Regions from separate parts of the Homo sapiens genome. Here region 1 is linked to region 2. Evidence: chromatin contacts called from ENCODE Hi-C or POLR2A ChIA-PET data. All regions are on one chromosome and are shown on one strand. Each heading gives the region's core, a stretch centred on a gene start or an enhancer-like site at or near the end of the contact. The rest is flanking DNA. Distances are from core to core; before and after follow the strand shown.

What was found. Hi-C counts contacts between places; a loop is a spot of excess contacts on that map. ChIA-PET counts read pairs that join two places held with the same protein, here RNA polymerase II (POLR2A).
Region 1: a loop to region 2 is called in a map of PC-3, with 2.9 times the contacts of the local background. The contact joins two enhancer-like sites. A Hi-C loop is called at or near these places in 5 of 168 maps with a recorded cell type or tissue (HepG2, PC-3, PC-9 and 2 more). POLR2A ChIA-PET finds 5 or more read pairs at or near these places in 6 of 52 experiments (A549, CD8-positive, alpha-beta T cell, HepG2 and 3 more).

What each region holds. Positions count from the first base shown.
Region 1 is chr20:22,427,276-22,432,725 of GRCh38, reverse strand. No RefSeq gene overlaps it. Among named protein-coding and RNA genes, the nearest start is that of LINC01427, 150 kb to the right of the region's middle. RefSeq lists a cis regulatory region at 1,836-1,847 and an enhancer at 1,770-1,914. Within about 2 kb of position 2,530, at least 2 of the 41 ENCODE cell types and tissues checked have a DNase peak (open chromatin) inside an H3K27ac peak, as active enhancers do.
Region 2 is chr20:22,387,776-22,393,577 of GRCh38, reverse strand. No RefSeq gene overlaps it. Among named protein-coding and RNA genes, the nearest start is that of LINC01427, 110 kb to the right of the region's middle. RefSeq lists enhancers at 2,908-3,459, 2,398-3,597. Within about 2 kb of position 3,202, at least 8 of the 41 ENCODE cell types and tissues checked have a DNase peak (open chromatin) inside an H3K27ac peak, as active enhancers do.

The sequences.
Region 1 (5,450 bases), core at 1,281-3,780, 40 kb before region 2:
TCTGCTAGACCACTAAGAGTTGGTAGAAGGATATCAGTCTTGCTCTCAGCTTTGCAGGCTGGCCCCAGTGACAACTGTGCAGGAATAGGAATATACCTTTGATTCTTGTTCTCTCTTTGAGTTACTCTCTGCCCTCTTCTTGGAACACCCTACCTTCCTCCCTAGCACTCTCCACCCTGTATCCTGATCAATTTCTTCTTAAATACTCCTTCAAGCCTTATTTCAATGCAATGCAGGAGTGGGGATGTACAGATGCCATCTAGATTCAAAGCACGAAGTTATAATAGGGTTATTGGGGTGGTGAAGATACTATGTGGTGGTCCTACTCAAAGCCCCCTCAATTTCAAGACGCAGCTTTCCTCCATGCATCTGAACCCAAGGAGGGTGACTATTAGAATTTGGTCAGCTTCAGGGCCCACATAGGCTGTCTTCAGCCATCTTTCCATAAATTACACTGATTTCTGCTTTCTCTTAATAAATCCTGCTGCTTCATAACAAACAGTAAAACCTGGTTTCTGAGTAAATGTTTGAAATATTTATTTTCTAAAGACAAATTGCAGGCATAAATGCATCTTCTTACCATTCCTTCCCCTCACTTTTGCAGCAGCTAAGCCAGCTCCATCTCCCTTTGTTTTGTATTCAAAGCACAAGAATAGTGTCCATGAATATCAGCTCAAAGAGACTGAAGGGATTTTAGGTGGAATATCTTAACCCCAGGAGTGTGGCCCACGCCAGGGTGGTCACAATGTTTGTTTAGTAGGTTGGGCTGGGGGTTGAAAACCAGAGACTAAAATGCTATAACGGCCTGGATTTGAGGGGTTGAAAATATTTCACATTTGGTACAGGCACCAGGAAACTACTTATTTTGCTTGAATGTCTTATTGTTCATTTGGTCAAGTGGGGTTAGGATTCAGGACATACTGGGGAGATAATTTTTATGCATCGATTTGAAATTGCCTCCAACAGCTCATAATACCAGCTGCATGATACTACATCCTGCACCCTACTCATGCCAGAGGAATAGACGGCTCCCTTAACACACCTGCCTTTCTTTCCTGGCTTTATTTTATTCACCAAGATAAGTAGGAAAGCAGATAGATTAGATAGATAGATAGATAGATAGATAGATAGATAGATAGATAGATAGATAAATAGATAGATAGATAATCAGATGGATAAATAAACATATAGATCAATGGATTGATAGATAAAATAGAAACATATTAGAAGATTTTTTAAAAATTTTTTATTTATAAGAACAAGACACCCTGAGTTATTCCTGTAAAGTTCAGAATGGGCAGAGAGTATCTCATTCTTAAATAAGAGAAGGGAGCTGAGAAACTTCTGTGCAGTAAAATGACTGTTGGTACTAAGACCTATGGATAATTTTTAAAGCATAGTAAGCTAACAAAAAAGTTATAAGAAACTGTTTGGAGGGATTTAAAATTTCAGGATTTTAGATACAAGAGAAGTATAGCCCCTGCCCCGAATGCTTTTATCAGGGCTTTCCAAGAGGAGCAGGCCAACCAAAGCTCCCTTAAAGCCAGCATCTGCCTCCAAAATCCGCCTGGAGTTTCAGCCAGCCTCTGCCACCAAAAGGAGCCAGGGTGGCGTGCACAGCTCTCATAAAAAGGTGCCAATCTGGGGTTTGGCCCGGACTAAATCCGACTGAGATAGAAAGCAGTGACCCTGTAATTGGACGACTTCCCCTGTGTCCAGACCACCATAGAGACTGCTGGGCTGCACAAGCTTCCCGGATCGCAGTTCACCAGGGGTCACCTTCATGCTGTGAGAACAAAGTCCGACTGAGCCCAGGGCCCCAGCTGCATGGTTCTGCTGTGTAAACACAGCGCAGACAACAGGACGACCAAATGTTAGGGTCCCTGTGTGATCCATTGTTGGATTATAGACATGGCCATAGACTCCGTTTCCAACTGCCCCTACTTCTCTCTTGTCTTTCTGTCTCCTCTTCTACCTCATTTGTTGGCTTCTAAACATCCTCTAACAGGACAAATCTTTGGCTGTTTTGCCTTTTTTGTTTTCCAAGCCAGGGTTCCCACTGCACCCCAAACAAGCCCAGTACTTTTAACAGGCACGGCCTCAGCAGAGGTGGCCCCACTGAGGCCTGCATGGTCACACGATGAATATTTTCTCATTTGTCCCCATGAACAAAACTTGCTTAAAATCAGGTGTGGGAGGAGGAGGTTAGGAAAAGGGCTGCCTCTCCTCTTCCTTTTAATCAACCAACTCATCTTTAACTGCCGCCATTCCCGTCCTCTCTGCCAGGCCCCGGCTAATAGAAACTCGGAATGCAGGTTCATACCCCTGCTCTTAGGTGTTCGAGGATGCACTCTGGGAAGCGCCGCTGCATCCATCACTGTCGGTGGCTACTTGAGAAACGCCGTGATGGACTGGCCCGGCAAAGCCCCTCCCCACTGCCCGCAGGCTGCAATTCAATTAGTCATGGTCAGAGGGAGGCATTATTATTCATACACCAACGATTGTTCCCAAAGTAAACAGAGCTGGGATGAGGTCTCTGATCCTCCCAGTGCCTTTAGCTGGGACACAAAAGAAAAAAAACTCCAGAGACACTGGGGTGGGACATTTGATCTGAATTCTGATCTCCTTTGCAAGCTTCCCCATCAAATCTTGTTGATTTCTTTCTTTGCTTCTTTCTTTTTTCACAGTCTTCACAGATAAGTGCCCTGTGTGTGCATACGCAAACCCAGCAGGGCCATTTTATTCCTTTATTGCCAACAATGCCAGAAAGTCTCTTCCACCCAGGACACCCCCCACCACTTTATAATAGGGACATGGATCCCTTAACTGGAGTGAATGATCCTGTTAGAATATAACAGACCAATAACTTCCTAATTCACAATAAATAATCCCTGTAAAAATAAAGGATGACATTTGTATTTTGTAAAGTGCTAACCAAATTGCCCGTGGCCTGGCCAGCCCCCATCTGTTTATCAGTTTTGCTGAGTACAAGTGAACCCAAGATAAATGCCAGTTTTCCTTGGATAAATTTTACAGCCAAGCAGAAACTGCCAAAGCACACAGGAGAGGTAAAAGCAGAGCTGTGTTCTCATTGACAGAAAAGTCAATTTTGCAGGATGGACTTAGGCAAGAGCCTGTGACCCCCGCCCCAACTCAAGTTTGTATGTTTATAATAGGGCTGTTTTCTCTGGGAGGGAATGAGCCAACTCCGGGAGCTGAAAGTTCAATGGAGCAGGCTGGCTGGGGCTTCCCAGCTGCAGGGGGAAGAAACAGCCCTGCCTGCTCACTCTGTTTTGCAGGAGTGAGCGTCATGCACCCTGGCCCAGACAGGGTGATAAACTTGGGGTGTCTGGATAACCCACATGCTCATTTTCACTTTCGCTGCATCTGACCCTCTGAGGATCACTGCACTGGGACACTTGACCAAGCCATGCGTTTAGACACAACACCTTAGCACCTCATTCTGCTCCGGAGAGCCTCAGAGCGTCCAGCTGATATGACGGAAACCCCTTGTGCAGAGTCACCTAGAGCCTTTAAGAAACATGAATTCTCAGGCCTGACCCCAGACCACTGAACCAGAATCTCTGGGGGCCAGGGCCTTGTCATTTGTGATTCACAACAAATCACTATGGGAGGCTGTCCAGACCCCCCTTTAAAGAAAGACTTTAAGGAATAAATCTCAGCTGCTAAGAGTTTCACTGGCAGACAGTTTTCACTATCAGCCCCTTCAGAAATGGGTCAGCTGTGGAGAGCCACCTGGAGCCCGTGCTCAGGCCCCTTTGGGCAGGTCATCCAGTGGCTGATAAATGGATGTGCACATAGGCTCTGTAGCTTGGCCCCACTCAGGACTACTCTGAAGGAACAATCCACTTCAGAATGCCCAGTAGTATCCACTGTGGCTCCCTTCCACAGATATTGGTCCCAGAGCCTCTCCTGAATAAATATCCTGCAAGTTAAACTCCATCTCAGAGGGAGAACCTTATTGCCAGGCTTGGAGAATGATGATCTAGAAAACACTGTTCTTGTCCAACACTCAACCCATCCATAAATTCTCTCCATAATATCACAAACAGCTGGGCACCTAGCCCCAGCCTGGCAAGCCAGAGGAAAGAATCCATCAGCTTCTGATCCAGTCCCTCTGGACAACACTGGGAGGAATAAGTTGGGCCCCTTAATTCTCTTGCTTTCCATAGAAAATTGAAGAGCCCTGGAGTTCTACTGCTGGCTCCACTATTAGAGATGGGTTGAATGATTCAAATTACTTGGCCTCTGTTTTTCCTCTGTAGAAATACAGAAATGGTGAGGGATTTTGGAGACAGAATGAAAAAACAATTACCTCCTAGACTTTTTCCTGTTCTACCATCGGTGACCCATGGAAAGAAGAAAGGGAGGGAGGACCGGAAGGAAGCAATGTGCTGAAGACCTGCTCCTCTCATCAAGAGGTGGCATCAACTTCCCTCCCATGGAACAGGGCTGGGTTTAGTGACTCACTTCTAATGAGTAGGATGGGGCAGAAGTGGCGCTGCATGACTTCCAAGGCTAGATTGTAAAAGGCAATACAGTTTCCACCTGGTGCTCTCTCTTAGGACACACACTTCAAAAGATTTGAGCCCCCAGGTAAGAGACCATATGGGGAGACCACATAGAGACAGGGAGGCCCAAGGAGGCCAGCTGTTTGAGTCTTCTGTGAGCTAACACCAGCCCCAGTCACTGTCCAACTGTTCCTACATGAGAGACCCTGAGTGAGAACTGCCCGGCTAAACTTAGTCAACTTGCAGAATCATGATCAATAATAATAATAAACGGTTTGTGTGGTTTTACAGTAAACTTGGGGTGGTTATTACATAGCAATAGTTGAGCTGGGGTGAATAAGAGATCTTAAAGCAGAGATCCATATTTATTCATAACATTGAGAATAACTTGACAAATATACATACCCACATATTTATGTGTGTGTGTATGCATATATATGTATATATATATAAAATTTGGAAGAAGGTAAACCTGGTTCTAAAACTACTCAAACAAAACAAACTCAAGTTGTAGTCATGAGATTTTTCTCACAGGCCTCAGTGAGGACAGGTCAAGCACTGATGAGGCAGAGACTGGGCCTTTGTCCACACGCCAATGACTGGCCTACCTCGTCTGTCTAAAGATATTTAAGAGCTGTAATAACCAAGCAGATGTCACATCTACATGCTCAGCATATGCACTCATCTCCACAGGGATGCCAGTGATGCTCACTGGAGCCTGTTTTCTCCATTTGACATAGTTGTTCTAGGCCAGGCACAGTGGCTCACACCTGTAATCCCAGCACTTTGGGAGGCCGAGGCCGGTGGATCACCTGAGGTCTGGAGTTTGAGACCAGTCTTGCCAACATGACGAAACCCTGTCTCTACTAAAAATACAACAAATTATCTGGGATGGTGGCAGGAACCTGTAATCCCAGC
Region 2 (5,802 bases), core at 1,953-4,452:
AAATGAAGTTATTTACTTCAAGCTAGAACTCTGCATGAATTGCAGTTTTCAGGGAGAAAAGGTGCATTTATTTTCTATCCCAATAATGAAGTTATTTATCATAGTCTCTTCACATCTGATAGAAATGTGTCCCAAGGTGGTCAAACATCACTAAATTTGAAAATACCACCCTAGCAAATAATGTTCCCCAATATTGGTTATAATTGAGTACCATATAACTCAAAGTGTAAGGTGATTCCCATCACTTCTTTAATAATTCTGTGATAGGGAGGTGGAAGTCAATGAAAATAAAACATTTTCAATGATCACTTCTTTAAGAGACCACTGTTTCCTTTGTCTAGCCTCGTGAGGTCGGCACTCCACTTCTGGGGAGTTTGTAAATGAGCCAGGCAGGTGAGGACACTTGGTGCGTGGCTGGCTTGATTCAGTAGTTTGGGTGTTTGCTTCTGTACACCAGCCTCTTACTTTGTTCTATTCAAATTTGTCCCTCTGCAAAATGAACAATTAATGCATGGCCACTTGTAAATGTTAAATCTGAAAATACCAGGGCCACCGTATAGGATGTTTCCATAAATTGCAGGCTGCTTGCCATGTTACCCCCAGTTCTCTTGGGGAGGTAGGAAGATTAGGATGAGCACTTTGCTTTTGGGGAAGTAAAGGCACAGGAAGCTCAGGTAATGAGTTTGATAGAATCAATGCAGAAACCCTATCAATAATCCCTGGGAGAGTAAAAAGTCAGGGGGACTTCTCATGAACGTTTTCAGCCATAAATACATTTTAATGCAAACATGTTTCAAAATGTAAGCAAGAGTGTGCAGCCATTCGAATGAGATTTTATTCACCAAGCGGAAGGCTGCATTGTCATGCGAGGACTCAGTGGCAGGAGAAGATAAAACCATCTTCCATAAAAATGGGGTCATGTAGGTTAAGTCTCCTGGAGCATTTATTAAAAAGGAAATAATTCCTACTTCTCATTCATTGAAAAACTGGAGCATTCTCAAGAAAAAAATGTTAACTATAAAATATAATGATATAATTTATTTTATAGATAGACTGTATGTGTGATTTTATAGAATTGACATGCCAAATGCATCTAACAGGTTTATATCTAACAGTCTAACAGGTTTAATGTTTCATGTTGGTGTTTTTCTTCCTTGATAAGTCAAGCACTTTCTTATTCACAAATCCTTTCTGAAATTTCACACTCTAAATGAAACTAAGGGAAAAACCATATTTTTAAATTTTCTGAAGTGAGTAATATTCTTTTCATTTTACTTTTGTATTTTTGTGCAGGTGATCTCATCTTACACCTGGATGTTTGAAATGAATGAGTTTTTATGTAAAGTATAGGCAGAATTTCTCTATAGTTTAGTAAGTCAAATGTTCATAACTAGATACTGTCGTGCAGTGAACTAGTAGGCTCTTTATGAGCAGAACTTCAGAAAATTGATTATTATAATTCTCTTTATGTCTCTTTAAAATTAGAGAACATTATTTTCTATTCTCTTCTCTTTATACAAGTACTGAGAATACAGCTCAGTTAGCATTTTGATATATAAATATACTCACATATATTTTTACAGATTTTAAGTTCATGTTGTATGCAGATTTTGTTTTTGTTTTCTCCTTTGTTCCCTCATACTATATTGTGAGCATTTCCCCATGGCATTAAATATTCTTGGAAAACATGTTCTTTAATACTTTATGACTATAAATAGTTTAGGGTACCACATATGTGATATCTTAATATGTTTTATGATATACAACACTGTCTATTTAATTTATTGGAAAAAAGGTAAATTCCATGAAATCAGTCAATTTAGTAGAAAGAATAACATATATTTAGTATGGTATTGAATTAACAACTACACAATTTGATCAACAGTTTGGCCTTTCAGCTGTGGTTGTAATAGATTGTTGCGGCAGATCTGGTGGCCATCAGGGTCCTGTCTCTTCTAGGAGTCAATTCACTACTACATTTCATTTTAAACAGAATTCACATGCAGAGAGGCAGAGAATGGGGTATGGACAGAGTGAGATGAAGAACAAGAGGGTTATGCTTTGGATAACACTGGTAACTGGGTTTCTCATGAGCTCCTAATATCTGGGTTTTCTGATAACTGGATTTCTCATGAGCTTCATGCAGGGTATTCAATTTCACTCAATGAGAAGAAGGAAGACCCAACATGAAAAGCAAAGAGCTCATCAGGGACAGGTGGAAAAAGGTATATATTTTTAAAAGCTAGTGTTTTTTATAGTTTTTAACTAGTCATATTTTCCTAACTGAAGTTAGTCCCAGCCTAGTCACTCTGACCCAGTGCATTGCTACTAACAATCAAAGTTGTATTCCACTCTTCCACATTTCTTATCCCTTTGGTTGGCCAACGGGTCACTCCAGCCTTTTAAATACCTCTTACCAAAATGATCTCTTGTATATATTATGATACAGAAATGTGGAGTTTCATATGAGGGCTTAAGCATCATTTAATTGGTAGAACTATAATAAAAGGCCCAGAGAATCTTTGCTGTTTCTTACTCTAATACTGTGCAGGGTCTTGGAGCTTTAATGATATCAAGCATCATAGAAGATTATTATGGGTATTTAGGTGGAGAATAAAGGGTGATTAGAAATCTGGGTTTATATTTAAACTTCAGTCAAGAAGTTTTATCCATTCCAAACTCCAAGTTTATTTCGTCTGCATTCTGAACGTTTTCCTTGAGTCTCATTGGAACCACCTCATGATTTGTTCTTGGTCACACATTGGCCTTTAGCATCCACTTTAAGGTAGAAAGTTATAAAGTATCCCCTCCTTTAGAAGATGTGGGGCTGCATTTTCTTTCCATGACTAAGTAGGCCGTTAGTGCCTATGTAGTGAGAACTAAAAGGGAGTTAGTTTCATATGATGGCATAGCAACATAAAGGAGGGTAGGAAAATACCTATTAAAAATGAATGAAGTAAAAAGTTTGCCTGGCTTCTTCTGACCTGAAAACACACCATTGCCTTGGGAGCAACTCCCATCACGATAGATTATCGGTGAGTCAAGCTGCACATTTCCCTTTTTCTTCCCTTAATTTCAGATTGGGCAGCTCAGGTGTGTGCCAAGTATCTGCTCCAGCAAAACCCTCCCTCCAGCTTGTCAGAGTGGCTATTGTTACTCAACGGAAGCTCATGATTCAGCAGGTACTCAGCGTGTGGTCTCTTAGGAAACGGCTGCAGGGCACCTGAATGATTCACTGCTGACTGACCGCAGCTCCAGCCAGCAAATGCCTCCTACAAACTAACTTTCTCCAAGAGTAGCAGGGTGGACATGTGTCCCAGGGCCAATAATGGAATGACATCCTCAATTAGATTGGTCCCCTACCCACCCCAAGAAGTCTTAGGCATTTATTCGGGAACACAGGTTGGTGTATGGACATTGTCTTCAAACTAAATTACAGGACAAAAGTGTGCGCCATTGCCATAATGAAAAATGTCTGGCTTTCTGCCCCTGGTTATTTCTTCATAACCACTCCAGCATAAAGGACTAATTCGAGAGCAAGACCCTCCCAACATCCATGCATGTATCCACCTGTCCATTAGCCAATAACCAGTTACGTTATCTAGTTTTACCTGAAAACCTTGTACCAAATGCTGAGGATACAAATATGGCTAAGATCAAATCCTGAAGCACTCAAGAACTCATCAAGAACTCAGTCATATGGGATGATCAGCTTTTTAATCTATTAAGTGTCCTATAGCAGTAAATATCATACAGAGGAAGTATGAACAAAATGCTATAGAGGAAGAATTGGGTGTGAGGAAAGAAATAAACTTTCACAGGGGGTGGGGCATGTGGAGTTGAGTGTTTCTTTCTCTGTCTCGTTTTTAAAAATAATTTTGATTATGTGTATTTAAGGTACACAACATGATGTTATGGGATATATAGAGGTAGTAAAATAGTTACTGTAGTGAAACAAATGAACATATCCATCATCTTAGGTAGTTACCCTCTTTTTGTGTGTGGCAAGAGCAGCTAAAATCTACCAATTTGGGAAAAATCCTGAGGACAGTACAATATCATCAGTGTAGTCCCCTTATTGTGCCTTAGCTCTAGACTTGTTCATTCTGTATAGCTGCTGCTTTGTTCCTTGGACCTACATCTCTTTATTCCCACCCCACCCCTGGTCCAGATAACCACTGTTTTATTTTCTATCTCTGTATATTTGACTTTTTTTTAGCTTCCATATGTAACTGAGATAATGCAAATTTTTTTTTCTGTGTCTGACTTATTTCACTTAGAATAATGTCCTCCGGTTTCATCCACGTTGTGGCAAATGGCAGGATCTCTTTCTTTTTAAAGATTAAATAATATTCCTGGCCAGGCACAGTGGCTCACGCCTGTAAACCCAGCAATTTGGGAGGCCAAGGCGGGTGGATCATGAGATCCAGAGATCAAGACCATCCTGGCCACACCACAGTTTCCTCATTCATTTGTCTGTCAAGGGACACTTAGGTTGTTTCCATATCTTGATTATTGTGAATAGTGCTGCAGTAAACAGAGAAGTGCATATATCTTTAAAGGTGATGATTTCATTTCCTTCGGGCATGTACCCAGAAGATAGATATTTAGGCCATAGGGTAGATCTATTTTTAATGTCTTTAGGGAACTCCATACTGTTTTTAAGAATGGCTGCACCAATTTACAGTCTGACCAACAGTGTACAAGGGTTCCCTTTCCCCACACTGTTGCCAACATTTAATATCTCTTTCATTGTTTGATAATAGCCATCCAAACAGGTGTAAGGTGATATTGGACTTGGATCTTGAAAGGTGAATAGGAGTGTGTCTGGCAGAGGAGGAGGTCAGGTGCATCTCTGGCTTAGAGACCCACATGACCTTTTTTTAAATTTTTTGAGACAGGATCTCCCTCTGTCACCTAGGCTGGAATGCAGTGGCACAAACACGGCTCGCTGCAGTCTCAACTTTCTGGGCTCAAGCCATCCTCCCACCTCAGCCTCCCAAGTAGCTGGGACTACAGGTGCATGTCACCACTCCTGGCTAATTAAAATAAATTTTGTAGAGACAAGGTCTTGCCATGTTGCTCAGGCTGTTTTCAAACTCCTGGGCTCAAGCAATCCTCCCGCCTTAGCCTCCCAAAGTGCTGGGATTACAGGCGTGAGCCACCGCACCCAGCCTCACCTGATCTTTTGTTGCTACTCTTTGGGACCCCTGCTCCACAGTGAATTGGGGTATAATTCCTAGTCAGCAGGTTCCATCCCCAAGCAACTTAAAAGGGCACAGACACATTTAGTTATAGACATGGTTTTGTTATAAAATAAGTTTCTCAACCTCTTCAATAGTGGTTACACTTTTCCATGCTGATGTTTTGGGTGAAAATTATCCTTCTGCAGTCACTTACACTCTGAAACCTCAGTGGCCTCCTAAGTTTCTGCTCCAACTCGCTTCACTGAATAATGGGAGTTACCCCAAGCACCACCATAGTGGTGCATTTTTTCTCTTTCATGACTTTCCTAACTGACTTAGCTGTGAGTGACAGCACCCATCCTCTTCCTCATAATTTACTGCAGTGCTGCAACCTAGAGTCAACTCTCCTTTGTGATACACCTTACCAACCCTGCTTTCTCTGCACAATTTCTTTCTGCTACTCTGCTCCAACGCTATCCCCACCTCACTTTGGGCAAGTCCTGCCTAGCTGAGGCTTCCTGGTGATCCATCTTGACTTACAATTAAATTGGCATTTCAAGATCTAGCTATTTTTTTATGTTGGGAAATGGGGATTGCAGTCTGAAGCCAACACAAG